Regions from separate parts of the Homo sapiens genome. Here regions 2 and 3 are each linked to region 1. Evidence: chromatin loops called from intact Hi-C (ENCODE). Cell type or tissue: Calu3. All regions are shown on one strand. Each heading gives the region's core, and the rest is flanking DNA. Links, peaks and the distances in the headings are about the cores only. Region 1 overlaps LINC02462 (long intergenic non-protein coding RNA 2462). Region 2 has its middle 230 kb from the start of LINC02462. Region 3 has its middle 220 kb from the start of LINC02485.

Region 1 (5,579 bases), core at 1,907-4,406:
TGAGTAAAAGTAAGGTAATAATAAAAAAAGAGCAGACATTGATGACAGAAAAGTGACAATAATGGGGAAAAATTTGATAAAACCAAAAGCAAATTCTTTGAACACATCAGCCAAATTGTTCATTATCTAGCTATTGCAATAAAAGAAAAAAGAGTAAGAACACAAATTACCAACACCATTAATTAAAATGCTGATTTTTCTAGATTTTAATTGTATTAGTAGCAGAAAACCTTCCAACAAAGAAAAATCTAGACCCAGAGGCATTACTGGTTATTCATTTCAAATATTTAAACAATAAATAATATAATCCCATACAAAATATTTCAGAAAATTGAAAATAATCTCCAAAATTAATTTTTAAAAAGAGAATACAAGAAAAAATATTTTATCTGTATATTTAGTTTCTATTGCTGTGTGGGAAATTATCACAAGCTTAGCAGCTTAAAAGAACACCAATTATTATATCAAAGTGTCTATGGGTCAGATGTCTGTACACAACTTAGTTGAGTCCCCTGCTCAGTATCTCATAAAGCTTCAATCAAGGTTTCAGTTGTGTATTCTGGAGCTCAGGGTTCTCTTTCAAATTCATGTTGTTATGGCAGATTTCAGTTTCTTACAGTCTGGGACTGAGGCTGTCAGATCCTACAGGTCACTCTTGCTTGCCTGACATGTGGCCCTGTCTGTCTGTCATAGCACCTTGCCTTTGCAAGGTCCATTGGAAAGCTTCTACCATTTATAAGTAAGAGGGACTAATACATTATAACCCAATCATGGTTGTGATATCCCATCATCTATGCCATATTCCATTAATTAGAGGCAAGCCACAAGTCCTGCCTATGCTCAAAAAAAAAAAAAAAAAAAAAGATTGTATTGGTTATAACATTAAGGTGTGGAGATCATCCTGGAAATCTTGGATTTCTGCCACATGAAATCTTATATAAAACATCTACTAAAATCCAAGAGTAAACAAAATACATAGTTGAAAGACTGAATTCTTTTCCTCTCTATTGGGGAAGGCAAGAATATTGGGAAAATATTAGGGAAAAGAAAGGATTAAAATGAAGTTGCTGGGGTAGAGAAGTGATTCAAGAAAAATAAATAAAATATACAAACTAGAAATGATTGAGTAATATTTACATGCACAAATATCTTAATCATCTATTTTTAAAAATCCTTAAAATTACAAAAATATCCTAGAAATAGCCAGTGAGTTTGGAAAGATTATTGGATACCAGATTGATATGCAAAAGCAATTGAATTTCTATATATTAGCAAAAAAAAAGAGTGCGTAAATAAAATTTAAAAGTAATACCATCATTAAACATGGAATAATTTGTAGTAATTTTAACAAAATAAGTATAACACCTGTAAAATTAACAGTACCAAACATAGTTGAGAGAAATTAAAAACACCTAAATAAATGGAGAAATATATAAATATATCATGTCAATACATTGCATGAGACTATATTGTTCAGATGTCAATTTTCCCAAAATTGATCTATAGACTGAATGCAGTCTTCATAAAAATTACTATTTTCTCCCTAGAAACTGAAATACTATTATTTACATATGAGAACTCTAATTAACGCATCACTATGCTTATGATGTTTCTAGTCTTCTGAGATTCTAACCACATCTGTCATTTGTGTAGTAATTCATAAACGATTGAAAAAATTTTCAAAAATGTTCTCCAAATTTGCTGCGCCATTAAGTGTAGACCTTGTCGTGATACTGGTGGGACCATGTCTACTTTTGCTCAATGTTGCATCCATAGTATCTCGCTCCATAGCCAAAAATAGTTGTTAAAAATAAAGTGAATAATTATTTAATTACTTAATTAATTGCCTATATGTGATGTAGCTATCCATGCAACTAGAATAGGAATAAAGTATCAATATTCTTTCTATCTACACATGTCTATGTTTTTTAGTTTCAGTAAAATGTAAAAACAGCCTTTCATCTCATTAGAAGAGATGATGATTATATAAATTTGATTTTCAATTTCTAAATAAACAAATGCTGACAACATATTCAAACATTGCCACTGATTTCATTTTAAAATTTCCTTTACCTGTGGACATAAAAATTATGTATTCTCAATCCCAGAGAGAGTGATTTATAGTCAATTCTGTACACTGATCTTTGTTGATGATTTAAAAATTCATAATTCATATGTATGTATCAGAATTTAGCAAGGTATATGCTTTTAGAATCCTCTGTGATCACATCTAGCAATGAAATGAGTGTCTTTTTTCCAATTGCCAAGAATTCAGCAGAAAAACAGGATGAACATGGTTTATGAGGCCATTAATAAACATTTCAAGATATTTCCAAATGCTAGAGATAGCCCTGGGCCTTTTATAAGTTACCCCATAGAGCATAGTTTGAAGCATCTTTAGGATATTGTAACATGGCCATTTAACTTAGTCATTTACCAACAAAAGGCAATAAAATTTAAACTTATTTCTGTGATAAAAATAAATACGTATATAGATATGAAAATAAAGATGTAACTGCTTTTCTAAATCTTGTTTATTAGATACACTCATTGATTTCTAAAAATCTCCTAGTTTAAAATTAGGATAATGCAAATAGGTAGTGTTCCATGTATACAATTGGGCACATTTAAAAAATTAGTTTGAGTTTCCTTTGATAAATCCGAATCTTTATTTCACTGGCAGAGCTGTTCTCAATTGTTCTTTGCTGACACTAAACTTTTCTACCTTTATTTTGTATTAGAGAAATCCAGTTCAGACGGGTAGTTGCAAATATCCCAATAACATCAGTAAGTCATGTAAAGTTTTTGTTTTTTTTAAGCAAATCACACTATATTAATCCTCCACTTAAAACTTTTTGGTAGCTTTTCCTTGTCCTATGGATAAAATCCAAATTATTTAGGATAGCACATAAGGCTCAACATTTCTGAATCTTGTCTGTCCCTTATCCTTTCCTCTTCCTTACCCTCCAGCCACTTGGTGGCAGCAACAACAACTACATTAACGACTTCATGGTTGTCACAGGTCAACATCTCTCTTGTAATTGTTTGATAAAGTTCACAAAGCCCCTTTGCACACGTTGCCCTATTCTGATCTTGACAATAGCCTTATGAGGTCAGTACTGTTTTCCTTATTAAATCCACATCAGAGTTGAGATCTCAGGGTAGTAAGAGAGGCAAAATCAAACATGACAAAGAAAAACTAACACCCAAGCACTCTGATTCTAAATCCAGCCATTGTTTCAGTTAACCAACAGAAAAGGTGTTCATTGCTGTTCATTTCCTGTGTTTGTTAAACATCTAAAGCAGAAACATATAGATGGTGGAACCTTATTTTAGGTTTTAAATAAAATATAATAAGTATTTCATAAACTCAAAAATCACACAATTCCCTATACTCTATTAAATCTAACATATATTGTTTCTCTAAAATGTGCCTGAACTTTCTTTCCTTTTACTGCCAATATTCCTTTCACTTAATCATTGCTGATAGCTTATTCAATATAATTTTGACGAAAATGATTTTCAAATAAAATGTACTAAAATAATAATTTACCATACCATCTAAAAAACTCAGACATGTCCATTGGTCATTTGAACCGACTGCTACCATTTAGATACAGGGAAAAAGTTAAGTATAAAGCTCTTCCTCAGTTCATATTTCTGCACATACCAAATAAAATGGAAGATAGATTATATTAATGTCTATTACATATACCCTAATTAATTTTATCTTTATACATATGGTTAAAATTGTTCCCTTTATAAAATATAAAGAGAAAGATATGGTACTTCAGTTTAGGTGATTAGTGATTTGAAGGAAAGACAAAGTTAATTAGAGTATTGAATCAATGTTACAGGTACAGATTTATTATACCAAAAATATTCAAAATATGGACGCAAGAAATAGAGACTTTTAAAAATGCAATGTATAATAATTACTATTATATACTTAATCAAATCTAAGCTGCCCCCAATTAAGAGATGACTCACTCTCATAGGTACCACCACAAAATAATTCTAATATTGCCAACTAAGCAATAACACAATGTCTTAGTGATGCTTTCACAAGATCCCTCACTCCAGCATATTGTTGCTTTGAAATTTCTTTCTAAAGTTTCCAGGGAGTTTTTCTATCTTTCTGCCTCCAGTTTCATTGCCTCACTGTTCTAGCCAATCCACTTACAGTTATCTCAGTAACAAAACATACCAGAGCTTCAGCTACTTCTCAGCACCTCTCTTTGTAAGTCTTGTGAAACACATTGCTGTTTTGCAAGTAAATATGGAATTGTAGCTCTTCTTCCTTGGCAGGTATTTTCTTTACTGATACATCAAATTACATTCTGTTACTTTATTTCTGTGCCTCTACATATATTCAATAATCATGTATTTGACTGAGAAGTCATAGCATCATTTTCTATGAAACTGTGAACAGCAATGAAATTCAAAAATAAGTGATAAAAACTGACATAAATTAACTAAAGTAAAACAGTATGAAAATATTAGGACTAATTTTCATATATGTATAGTCAATTTCAAGTTTTTCGCAACGGCTACTTGAAAAACAGTAATTGCTGTATTTTATCAATAGTACTTGTCTCAAATTTAGAAAATTAAGAACTGTTAAAATGTTTTTTTAAAAAAGAGGGAAGGTGAGAGAAGAAAGAGGAAAGAAAGAAAGGGAAGAAGGAAGGAAAGGAAGGAAGGAAGGAAGGAAGACAGAAAGAAAGAAAGAGAGAGAAGGAAGGAAGGAAGGGAAAGAGAAAGAGAGAGAAGGACGGAAGGGAAAGAAGAAAGAAAGAAAGAAAGAAAGAAAGAAAGAAAGAAAGAAAGAAAGAAAGAAAGAAAGAAAGAAAGAAAGAAAGGAGAAAGAAAGAAAGAAGGAAAGAAGGAAAGAAAGAAAGAAAAAGAGAAAGAGAGAGAGATAAAAGAAACAAAGAAAATTTTTAAACTGTTACAAACATCAACTTTTTTTAAAAGAAATGGCTTCCTTTCATCCTTAACTCTGCTTCATGAGTCACACCTACAACTTTCCAAGAATAGCTGGCCTGAGCTCTCTTCTTAATTAAGTGTTCAATGACACAAAGTGACTCAAACTTAACGTTTAATATCTCTGTCAAAAAGGTTCTATTTTATTGCTTATTGTTAAATATGTTAAATATATTCCATTGCCAAAAAAACTCTCTCTCTTAAAATATGAGAAAAGATTTCTTTCCTAAATGCTTTCAGACAGTATGACAAAGCTCAATAAACACTTTAAAGAACACACTATTTAATATCAGAATACATCTCTTTTATTATTTTCTTTATTTTTAGACAGAGTCTCACTCTGTTTCCCAGGATGGAGTACAGTGGCATGATCTCGGCTCACTGCCACCTCCTTCTCCCAGGTTCAAGTGATTCTCCTGCCTCAGCCTCTCCAGTAGCTGGAATTATAAGCATGCACCACCACACCTAGCTAATGTTTGTAATTTTAGTAGAGATGGGGGTCTCACCATGTTGGCCAGGCTGGTCTCGAACTCCTGACCTCAAATGATCCACCTGCCTCAACCTCCCAAAGTGCTGGTGTTATAGGTGTGAGC
Region 2 (5,579 bases), core at 1,703-4,202, 180 kb after region 1:
TAAGAATGGAATTTGAAGTAGTTATAAATTTATTTCTTCATTCTTAGATCAAATTAAGTCAAAATTTGTGACTTTGAGAAATTGAATCTCATATCACTGCATGTTTTATGTGGGATAAATATTCAAAAAGGTAATGAAACTTTTAATTTTCAATTAATGTTCATGTGTGTAAGTGCGACCTGAAAATTCTTGGACACATTTTGATTATGGGGATTGTATTAGTTCATTTCACACTGCTATAAATAACTATCTGAGACTGGATAATTTATAAACAAAAGAGGTTTCATTGACTTACAGTTCTGTATGGCTGGGGAGGCCTCAGGAAACTTACAATTATGGCACAAAGTGATGGAGAAGCAAGCAACTTCTTACATGGAGATGAGAGAGAGAGAATGAGGGGGAAACTGCCACAGACTTTTAATCCATCAGATCTCTTGAGAATAAACTCACAATCATGAGAACAGTATGGAGAAAACTGCCATCATTATCCAATCACCTCCCACCAAGTCTCTCCCTCAACACATGGGGATTACAATTTGAGATGAGATTTGGCTGGGGGTCACACAGCAACACCACATCAAGGGTATCAATATTTTATACCATGTAAAATAACTTTTTATATTGACTTTTCTGAACTGGTGAATTATTTCCTTTAAATAGTACAACATAAATTGCCAATTTACTAGTTTTGTGAGAGACTCTAGCTTCCAATGTCAAAATATAAGGGATCTAAAGAGGTGCCTCAATTAAAAAGGTCATTTATAAATTAAAGAAAATCTATAAATAAAGAAATGCTATTGTGTTTTTCTATGAAGACTACTAGATTACTGGACTGGGGAAATTTTATGGCAGAAAGTGAAGGAAAACTAAAAAGCAGAGAGCAAATGTGCTTTCAGATATTATACTCAAATATGGGAAATAGCAATCAGCAAAGTAAATTCTTATTTATGAATGAGTAGGTTTGAAAGATGCAATATACTGTGTAATATTGAAAACACTTTTTCCTATGTTACATTGTACAATGGGATACATTTTTCTTGTTTTACATTGTACAATGGGATACATTTTTCTTGTTTTACATTGTACAATGGGATACATTTTCTTTTTTAATTATTTGAGACGAATTTTCACTCTTGTTGCCCAGGCTGGAGTGCAATGGTGCGATCTTAACTCACTGCAACCTCCACCTCTTCAGTACAAGCGATTCTTCTGGTTCAGCCTCCTGAGTAGCTGGGATTACAGGCTCATGCCACCATGCCTGCCTAATTTTTGTATTTTTAGTAGAGATGGGATTTCATCATATTGGTCAGACTGGTCTCGAACTCCTGACCTCAGTTGATCCGCCTGCCTCTGCCTCCCAAAGTGCTGGGATTACAGGCATGAGACATCATGCCCGGCCAGGATACATGTTCTTATAAAAATCACCAAAATTACTGAGATAAAAATATCTCTAATATAAGTGAAACAAATCAAAGTGTCAAAAAGTTTACATAGTTTCATTTATTTTAAATTTCAAAGTGTGAGAAATACAACTAGCAGAATAAACAGGACACAAATAACAATATTTACTTCTAGGTAGTTAAAATGGTCATGACAAGGGTATTTTTTATTTTATAGTTTATTGCATTTGTGAACTATTGAAATAGTTTTGATATATTTGTAGTATAATCAATTTAGGGAAAACTGTTGATACTTAAATTTTAAAATAATATGGTAAAGATCATTGGAAATTATTAGAAGTTAACATATCAAAAAAAAAATTTGGAAGAGTCTTGCATCTGGCAAGGATATCATTATCCTGAACTTGAGGTAATTGCAGGATAAATTTCTGAGTAATCCATTACCTCCAGCCATGCTGAGAATTGAAATTTTAATAAAATCAATTTGATGACTCTTAAAAATGATCTTAAATCTACAAAATCCATCAAATATATTCACTTATTCAAAAATATATTAGGATTTTTAACACTACCTACTGGTAGGGTAAAATTTCTAGGCATTGTAATTGCCATTATTACCTGGCAGTATTCTTGGTATGTTTAGAATGTGACCTAAAAGATTACATCAACAAAACCAAAATGGCAGAAAAGAAACTGCTGTCTAAAATAAGGATACTTAGTACAAAGGAAAGATTCTAAAACATTATGACTGTAATTTACTTATTCCCTATTTGTATTGCTACCAATATGGCTGTATGTAGTTTGGATCTATCATAATTCCTGTATCTTTACATTTATTGATATTGATAATGCATTAATCTTTATATAAGCTTGTATATGTATGAGAAATAATTGAAAAGATACCCAAATTTGAAAGCAACTCTTTTTGTTTATTTGATAGCTTATTATAGAAATTATCATGTACTGAACTTATTTTCAAATCAAAACTTTTCAAAACAAAAATTTAAGGTTATAACAAATAGTAAAGCATATAGAGGTACACGGAGAGATATATGGAGAATTATTTGTCAACCAAGGCAATCCCAGATTTTCCAGGATAGTTGTTTTCTGTAACTATCATTCAGTTTATAGGACAGCCTGTGTTTAGGAATTTTTCCAAAATGTTCTAATCAATATAGCTACAGTAATAAGCTAGATTACTTTGAAGCTAACAAAAATTAAGGTTCAATGTTCTTTCCTTGCAATATGCTTATATGGCTACCTTTTTTTTTATCAGTAAGAGTTACAAAAGTAAGATGATTTTAATACCAAATGCATAAGATTTTCATCTATTTCCACTGTAACTTTCCATCCCAACAGCACTCCCTAGTGTTTATGGCCTTGTATTGATTACCAATATTTTCAGCTATAAATTAAGGAAAGTTTGATAAATTTCTGGTACGGAGAACTTGGGAGATATTTACATGGTTCACATGGTCACTTACGGTATCATTCCATTGCCCACACACTTTGGCTCTAGTATTGGCTTTTGCACAATGGAATCATAGAATGCCTTTGCAAATTTTGGCTATCCCAGCCATGATAGAACTGTCCTCTTACCCTCCTGGAAAAAAAAAAAAAAACAAGCTGGAGGAAAGTCTGATTCATTTTTCTATTTTCTTGTCAAATTAAGAGAAAATCAAGGTTATACAAATAAGTATTATGTGATTTCTGGATGCTTTTGAAGTACCCATTAGTCTTTTGATTTTAAAAATTTCATTCATTCATTTATTCTGAGATGGAGTTTTGCTCTTGTTGCCCAGGCTGGAGTGCAGTGGTGTGGTCTCAGCTCACTGCAACCTCTGCCTCCCTGGTTCAAGTGATTCTCCTGCCTCGGCCTCCCTATAGCTGGGATTACAGGCGCCCGCCACCATGCTCAGCTAACTTTTGTATTTTTAGTAAAGACGACGTTTTACCATGTGGGTCAGGCTGGTTTCGAACTCCTGACCTCACGTGATCCACCTGCCTCGGCCTCCTGAAGCGCTGGGATTACAGGCATGAGCCACCGCACCTGACCTGATTTTTAGAATTTAAAAATTATTGTAATTTATTTTCTCATTCCAATTAAAAAGGGCATAGGGTCAGTCAAGTCTACCTGGAGGCTAATATACCCACAGGAATTTATGTAACCCACCAGGAATATATTCTAATGTAAAATGTCTAAACCACTTTAGGCATGGAGTAGAGAAATGATTTACACATACTTCCCTGGGGTTTACTTCTTTATAAATGATTCATTATCCAGATCAAGGCACTAGACCCTAAGAGTAACAAAATTATTAATTATGTTCATGGATTATAGCAGTAAATATTAAAATAAAAGTGAATATTCTGTTTAAAATATATATTCCATAATGTTTTCATTTAACAAAACTGAATTCCCTGATTTTATTATATAATTTGATTGTTTTTCAATTCAATTATTTAAAATGAAAGAATAAACTCATAATATATTTTCTTTATATCTTTAGCCACAATCTCTTAAAACAGCAATTAAAATTTCATAATTGTTCTTTCTTCTTTTAAAAAAATGTCCTTAATAATGCTAGAAATGAACATATAAATGCAAAGTCTCTTAAGAATTAGCTTTCCCTTTTGTTATAAATTTCTGTGTCAAATAGAGTGAGCCTTTCCATTTTTTCCCCCTGAAGACTGATTTAAATTTCTAGAGAGAACGCTCTCTTCCTTGTGGCTTCTCACATTGACTTGGGACTTTTCCCCAAGGCAGGGTCTTTCTCTACAGGGAAATCTCACAGAATTTTTTCTAATCAGAAACTCTGTGAGTTGAGTTTCCTCTGTGAGAGGAAAAGTGATATGGGATACTCCAGGGAAATACTAGTTCTAAGGTTTTCTTTTCTTTCTTTTTTTTTTCTTTTAAAGAGAATCAATTCCTTCAAGGAAGTTTCAAAATGGAAGTGTTCCTATTAATAAATAAACACCACAAAATGAAAAGGAGAATTAGTGATGATTAGTGATGATATCGGCAGTTTGGTCATCAGAGACGTGAATGAGTATTCTGACTTGTATATTATCAATTTGTTTCTATCTATAAACTAGATAGTTACATATTTTACTTGCTTTGTTCTGTATAAATTCAGCCTCCACCAATTCAAAATGGGAACTTCCCAATAAATTTGAATACCCTCATAAAGCTACAGTATCCACAAAAATATATGTAATTCTTACCAGAAATACATGCTAAGATGTATTCTAAGTGATGACTAAATTATTTTAGCCATTAAACTTTCTGCATGCCAACGTTGCATGTAAATTTTAGCTACGCTGAGAAAACAATCTTCAAAGAAGTATTCTGAAAAAATATGTATTAGTCAATATTTGTGTCATTTAAACAGCGTTATAAATATTCCTTATTGAAGTATTTTGTATATTTGAATATAGAATTATTTTTGGAAAATATATCAAGTTCTTACACGTGGTTTAGAAAGGATTTTAAAACCTGGGCGTGGTGGCTTATGCCTGTAATCCCAGCACTTTGGGAGGCCGAGGCAGGTGGATCACGAGGTCGGGAGTTCAAGACCAGCCTGGCCAAGATGGTGAAACCCCGTCTCTACTAAAAGTACAAAAATTAGTCAGATGCGGTGGTGGGTGCCTGTAATCCTGGCTACTCGGGGGGCTGAAGCAGGAGAATTGCTTGAATTTGGGAGGCGGAGGTTGCAGTGAGCCAAGATCACACCACTGCACTCTAGCCTGGGTGACAGCAAGACTCTATCTCAAAAAAAAAAAAAAAAAAAAAGTGTTTCAAAACATAAAATAGAGTAAAAAATAGTTATTTGTATGCTTTCAATCACAAAAGAAAATTGATATTGGGAGTAGAAATGTCCTATCCAGTGTTACTTTAAAATAAAAGTCATAAAACACTATAAATTGGTAGTTGCCTATGTGTGTATTTTTAGTAATGACAAAAATCTAAAATCCTTAATATTCAATTTCTCATCATGTAATTGAATGTAATTGAATCTGTATTTTCAGTTGGCCATACTATATGTTAATTCTTATATACGTTCATATTTAAATTTCATATATATTATGTACTTTTTGTATAGGGATTTTAGGTTCTCTTTTTTCAATTAATCAAAATAATAATTTATACCTTTTCTTCAGATTTGTTTTGTGTTAGTC
Region 3 (5,579 bases), core at 1,558-4,057, 440 kb after region 1:
ACATATTTGGAAGTAAAGCACTCCTCAGCAAATGTAAAAGAACAGAAACTATAACAAACTGTCTCTTAGACCACAGTGCAATCAAACTAGAACTCAGGATTAAGAAACTCACTCAAAACTGTTCAACTACATGGAAACTGAACAATCTGCTCCTGAATGACTACTGGGTACATAACAAAATGAAGGCAGAAATAAAGATGTTCTTTGAAACCAATGAGAACAAAGATACAACGTACCAGAATCTCTGGGACACATTTAAAGCAGTGTGTAGAGGGAAATTTATAGCACTAAATGCCCACAGGAGAAAGCAGGAAAGATCTAAAATTGACACTTTAACATCACAAATAAAAGAACTAGAGAAGCAAGAGCAAATAATCTCAAAAGCTAAGAGAAGGCAATTAGCTAATAATTCCAAATTTCTTCTTAAAAATCATATCTTAAAATAATGATGCTTGCAAAGTATTATTAAAATATCTTAGGAAAATCTAAACAGCATTAAATGAAACAAACATGTCCACTGAAAAGAATATACTGCAGTCACACTAAGTGTATTAGGGATATCCAGAGAAAAAGAACCAATAGGAGACGATAGATAGATGGATAGATAGTTAGATAGATAGATGATAGCTGGTAGATAGAGAGATATATTTAAGGAGGTTTTTAATGGAAAATGGCTCACATGGTTATGGAAGCCAAGAAGTGTCATGATGTGCCATGAGCACAACTGAAGAACCAGAAAAGCCAGTGATGTAGCTGGAAGACCTGAGGATTAGGGGCTTGGGTTGTGAATCCTGGTTTCATTCCAAATGCCCAAGAACCAAGGGCACCTATGGTTGAGAGCCAAGAAAAATGGATGTCTCAGCTCAAACAGAGAGAGTAGTAAATTGGTCATTCGTCTGTCTTTTTTTTTTCTTTTTTGTGTTTGAGCCCTCAAAGGATGGGATAAAGCCCACCCACAATAGTGAGGGATCTTTTTTACTTGATCTACTGATTCAATTGCTAATCTCCTATAGAAACACCTTGACAGAAAGATCCAGAAAAAAAACTGTCAGCTATCTGGGCATCCCTTAACCCAGTCAAGTTGATTTATAAAAATTAACCATCATGCCATGGAAGAAGGATAAGCCCATCAACCCAAATTTGATTTGGATGTCAAGACAGATGATGACACACAGCACCAAGAGGATATGAAGATGACTTTTATTCATGTAATGGTGCTATCTGTGGAAAGCAGAGAAAGCTCCCAAGCAGGTTCAAACATGGCTTGGGAGACAAAGTGAGAGTAAGTGAGATTTTATGGTGATTTTGGATAGAGATGGGAGCTTACACGATTTCCATGATTTGTACTTCCCACCTATGCCAAATGAGGGAGCACCTGGGCTTTCTTATTGACTAGCCCAGGAATGGAGCAAGAGGGAAAGAAGGAGGGATGGGGCTTGAAATCTGTCAGAAAACATAAAAAGTGGAGCCTGCTGATTTATTACAAAAAAAAATTGCACTGTTAACATATAATATATGAAAATAAGATTAAAACTAAAGTTTGATGGATATTTTAGACATAATCTGCAATGCTTTATCACTTCTTAAATATGCATGTTATTCTTTTTGGAATACTTAACTCAGAATGTAAGTGGGTTTTTTTAAAAAAATTAACATATTTTTCTCCTCTAGTGTAACCTTGGGTATAAAATACACTTTCATTATTAACTATAACTTACTCTGCTTGTAGTTTGCAAAAGGGATGGTGAACTATAGTAACAGAAAGGTATCAGATTTTTTTTGAAGGTGGTGGGGTATAAAATACACTGTCATTATTAACTATAACGTACTCTGCTTGTAATTTGCAAAAGCGATGGTGTACTATAGTAACAGAAAAATAACAGATTTTTTTTGAGGTAAGTTAGGTACATGTTTTCATATGTATTCTGGGGGAGTCAGAAGAATGGCCACTATGCTCTTTAAAGGATACTCTTCTCTCACAAAATATGCTGCTACATTAAGAGAGAACAAACCTTACCCTCTGGAGAGTCCACTTAAATTTTAAGTTGCAGCCTATAAAATGTTTGTCCCTCTAAGGATGCCTCCTTTGCTAATAATTTTTAGAGTTTTTTCTTTTTGCTTATCATTATTAACGTCATGGTCACTGATACATTTTTAATGCATGCCCTAAAAAAGGACTATAATGTTTTCAATAGAGGAATGTTACGTTGCCCCCTCCCTTCTGAACACAATTCTTATTTTTTCTGAAACTCTCGAAGGCAAACTGTGAGTCTGTAAGTGGGGCACAGCATTAAAAGCTGAAATGATGGGGTACTATTTAATGCTCATTTTCCTTTTCTTGGATTGTATAGGGCTTTGCTATGGCTAGACATATCTATCTACAAGTATAGACTGACATTGAAGGACCACTGATAAAATAAACTAGCACTTGCAGATCCATCCAATGTCTGAATGACTTGTTAAAATTATCTTGCTTTCCTGACTTTGGTTTCTGATGCTTGAAAACCACGTGCAGTAACTTTCATGCTTACTCAATATGCATGTTGCTGCCACCTTATTATTTCTAAAACTATGAAGTGCAAAATCCTTATGAGATTAAAGCCCCTTGCATGGGTCATTGCCACACCTACACCTGGTCTCTGCTCCTCACTCCTCTCAAAGCTTGTCCTGCTTCAAACAGTTCCCTAGCTACTCTGCCCAAGGGATAGAGAAATGGCTTTCTTTTTTCTCTGCTCTTTGCTGCCCTCACCTGACTGAGACTGTCCTATTAAACATTTTTGAAAAGAGTATGGTTGGGTCAAGGCGTATATGTCCTAAAAACTTTAAACTTCCTTTATTTTTAATAATTACAGAGAGAAACAGACATAGAATAAGAAAAGGCAGAAAAACATAAATAAATACTAAACATAAATTACCACTATAAGATGCTGATCAAATCATATCTAAGAGAATAACTCTGCCCTGTTTAGTGCTGATCCTGAGACCTTGGTTTTGTAATTTCAAAAATTGTGCCCATAGGATTTGTTACTTTCAAGTATATTTTGGTGCATGTTGTTCTGCGTTGTCTTTATTGGTGTTTTGGAAGTTCAGTTAATTATTTTAAATAGTTCATCTTGTGAAAAGGAAAAAAAAACTAATAATCTCAATACCCAAAGATGATATTTATTTACATTTTTCATGGTATTCCCTTTAGTCATAAACATACAAATATTTACATACATATATATAACATGACATCTAAAATATGAAATTATATTAAAATGCCATATATTACATATAAAACGATATGCACATGCATATCTGTATGTTATAATGTTACATATTTCAAAAATGAGGAGACTTTGAAATTATATTTTCAACATTGTGTCTGTGTTCAGGCCATTTTTATGTTGCACATGTTTAGATTCAAATCATCAATTATTCAAACTTGCACAGAAATGCATGACTTAATCTAGATAGCTAGAATTTCACAGTCTTGTTTTATCTACACTGAATGTTACAGACACATAGGTTGGGGAATTACTAGAATCTGAATATCACATATCTTTCTTAATTAAAAGACTTGCTATTTCTCTGAAGGAGAATGGAAACAATATGGGTCCTAGTAGATCTCCATAGAAGAGTGCCAATTAGCCCTTTGACAAAGTTGCTAGGTGCTTCCATGACTAATTTCCATAACTGTTTGAGTGCAGATGAAAATAGTTCTAATATGGCTCAATAGTTGAATATTACAGTTATAAATTCATATAAAACATATTTCATAATATAAACATGGTTAACATTTTGTAATTTTTTTGTACTCAAAAAAGTATAAGTCATCATTTTACTTTCATTAAGTCCCTATTATATTTGAACCGGAACGTGAAAAATACCCACTTTTAAACTAGTCTAAGATAAAAATGAACACCGGAGTCTTTTGTGCTTTTTAATTTTACAGGGAGATTCTGCGCCATAATTTATCCATCTTATTTCCACACAGATCATGGCTTTATACCACTTGTTTCAACAAAATGTGTCTGGAGTTCACAGTGTTGGCAAATGCACCCATTCAGGTGGTTGTGTTACCCAAGTGTAAAATCCTCAGTCTGTGTAAAATAAGAAAACACATTATGACATATTTTACTGCCCAGGATTAGTCTGAAGGTGCCAATGTGTTATTAGCCGAGAATGATGCATGCCAAAAACGACAAAAGTCCAATTGTCAAGGCAAGCACCTGCATCTGTTCACCTGAAGCAATGATTCCTACCTCTCCAATTATTCACAGAAACTTGACTAAGTTCCACTTTACACACTGAAAACTATCCCTGGCCTCCATCTCTCCCCTTGAGCAGACAGTGCCTAGTATGGCACAGGTACCTTAAATTTAACCCAAATGACACTAAATGTCTGCTTTTCCGGTCATACATGATTTAAGGAGGGTGAGAGATCTGATGAGAAAGAAGCAAAACCAGAAAACGTCATTAACTTTTTGCAAAATCCTCCAGGCTTCAATTGGTTCCCAATTTGTTCTCTATTATAAAAAGGTAAAATCTTAAAATGAAACAACAGAAAAAACAAGCATGACTTGCATTGACTACAAGTTAGTGCCTTGATCGTCTCTCCTCTCCATCCGCAATCTGTCCAGCAAAAAAAAAGTAGAGATGGACACAAAGCAGCCTGAGATATGATTGCAATTGTAATTTTTCTGCCTATATCTGCAAAGATTGTCAATTCTTTTAGGACTCAATAGCCACCTTTGGCATGGTAATGTGTACTAATTCATGCTGTTTTAATAGAGAAAGAATACTTCTCTACTAAGGCATTTTTTAATCTACAGCTTAGGACAATTCCATTCCACTTCAATGGAGGAGAGGAATACTTAAAATATAACTCCCTGTTCAAGGAGAAGATATGTGAGGAAAACTTCTTGCTCTCAATTTATTTTTTTAAAACTTTCTAACAAATTTTCAATTAATCTGGTCACCAAGCAACTGATTATATACACCTTCATTAGGAAACTGTTATTCAGAGATAAAGTGGTTTTGTTAATGTTATACAATTTGATAGTAGTCTAGATAGCTCCACCACCCAACTTATCGACATTAGCCCTGCTCTCTTTAGTACAACATGCATCTTACAAGCAAGAGAATGTCTGCTTCATATAAGTAAACTATCTTTAAATATCTGTTACTTATATACACTTTAAAGTTACTAGTTTTATCTAAGGTGAAGCACATACATCTTGCTGAAGGTCTTTTTAACAGATTTATTAGTTTCATATTAATGATTCATTAATTTGTGAACTATAGATTTAAAACATTACCATCAAAGCTAAAAGGAAAAATATATAAACATAATGATAAAAAATTAACATTAAAAATGGATGAAAGATAGATTTATAATACATTAATAAACTATTTTTAAATACAAAAATGAAATTAGTATTAAATGCTCCAGGAAAAGGTAACTGATGTTTTCCAGTCAGTTTAAAAAATGTTATCATATCTCCTAAAATTCTTTCTTTTAGCATTTGAAGTAATGTTTTAAAAAATGCTTAATCCAACTCTCTATATCTGTCAATTAGCATGGAAATTAAAGA

What was found. A loop is a pair of places that touch in the nucleus more often than their neighbours do. Peaks named below come from ENCODE experiments on the same cell type or tissue, not always from the same donor. Only the 100,000 strongest peaks of a DNase experiment are listed, where the experiment ranks them.
Region 2: a loop joins it to region 1, with 7 times the contacts of the local background. A loop is called at or near these places in 2 of 110 quality-filtered maps.
Region 3: it touches region 1 in a loop (9-fold over the local background); 8 of 110 quality-filtered maps call a loop at or near these places.

Annotation. Positions count from the first base shown.
Region 1 is chr4:134,467,739-134,473,317 of GRCh38, forward strand. All of the region lies in intron 3 of LINC02462 (long intergenic non-protein coding RNA 2462), which reads left to right. Among named protein-coding and RNA genes, the nearest start is that of LINC02462, 47 kb to the left of the region's middle. In Calu3, for the core only: no CTCF peak of the experiment used is centred there; a DNase peak (open chromatin) is centred at 2,993.
Region 2 is chr4:134,647,889-134,653,467 of GRCh38, forward strand. No RefSeq gene overlaps it. Among named protein-coding and RNA genes, the nearest start is that of LINC02462, 230 kb to the left of the region's middle. In Calu3, for the core only: no CTCF peak of the experiment used is centred there; no DNase peak of the experiment used is centred there.
Region 3 is chr4:134,903,884-134,909,462 of GRCh38, forward strand. No RefSeq gene overlaps it. Among named protein-coding and RNA genes, the nearest start is that of LINC02485, 220 kb to the right of the region's middle. In Calu3, for the core only: no CTCF peak of the experiment used is centred there; no DNase peak of the experiment used is centred there.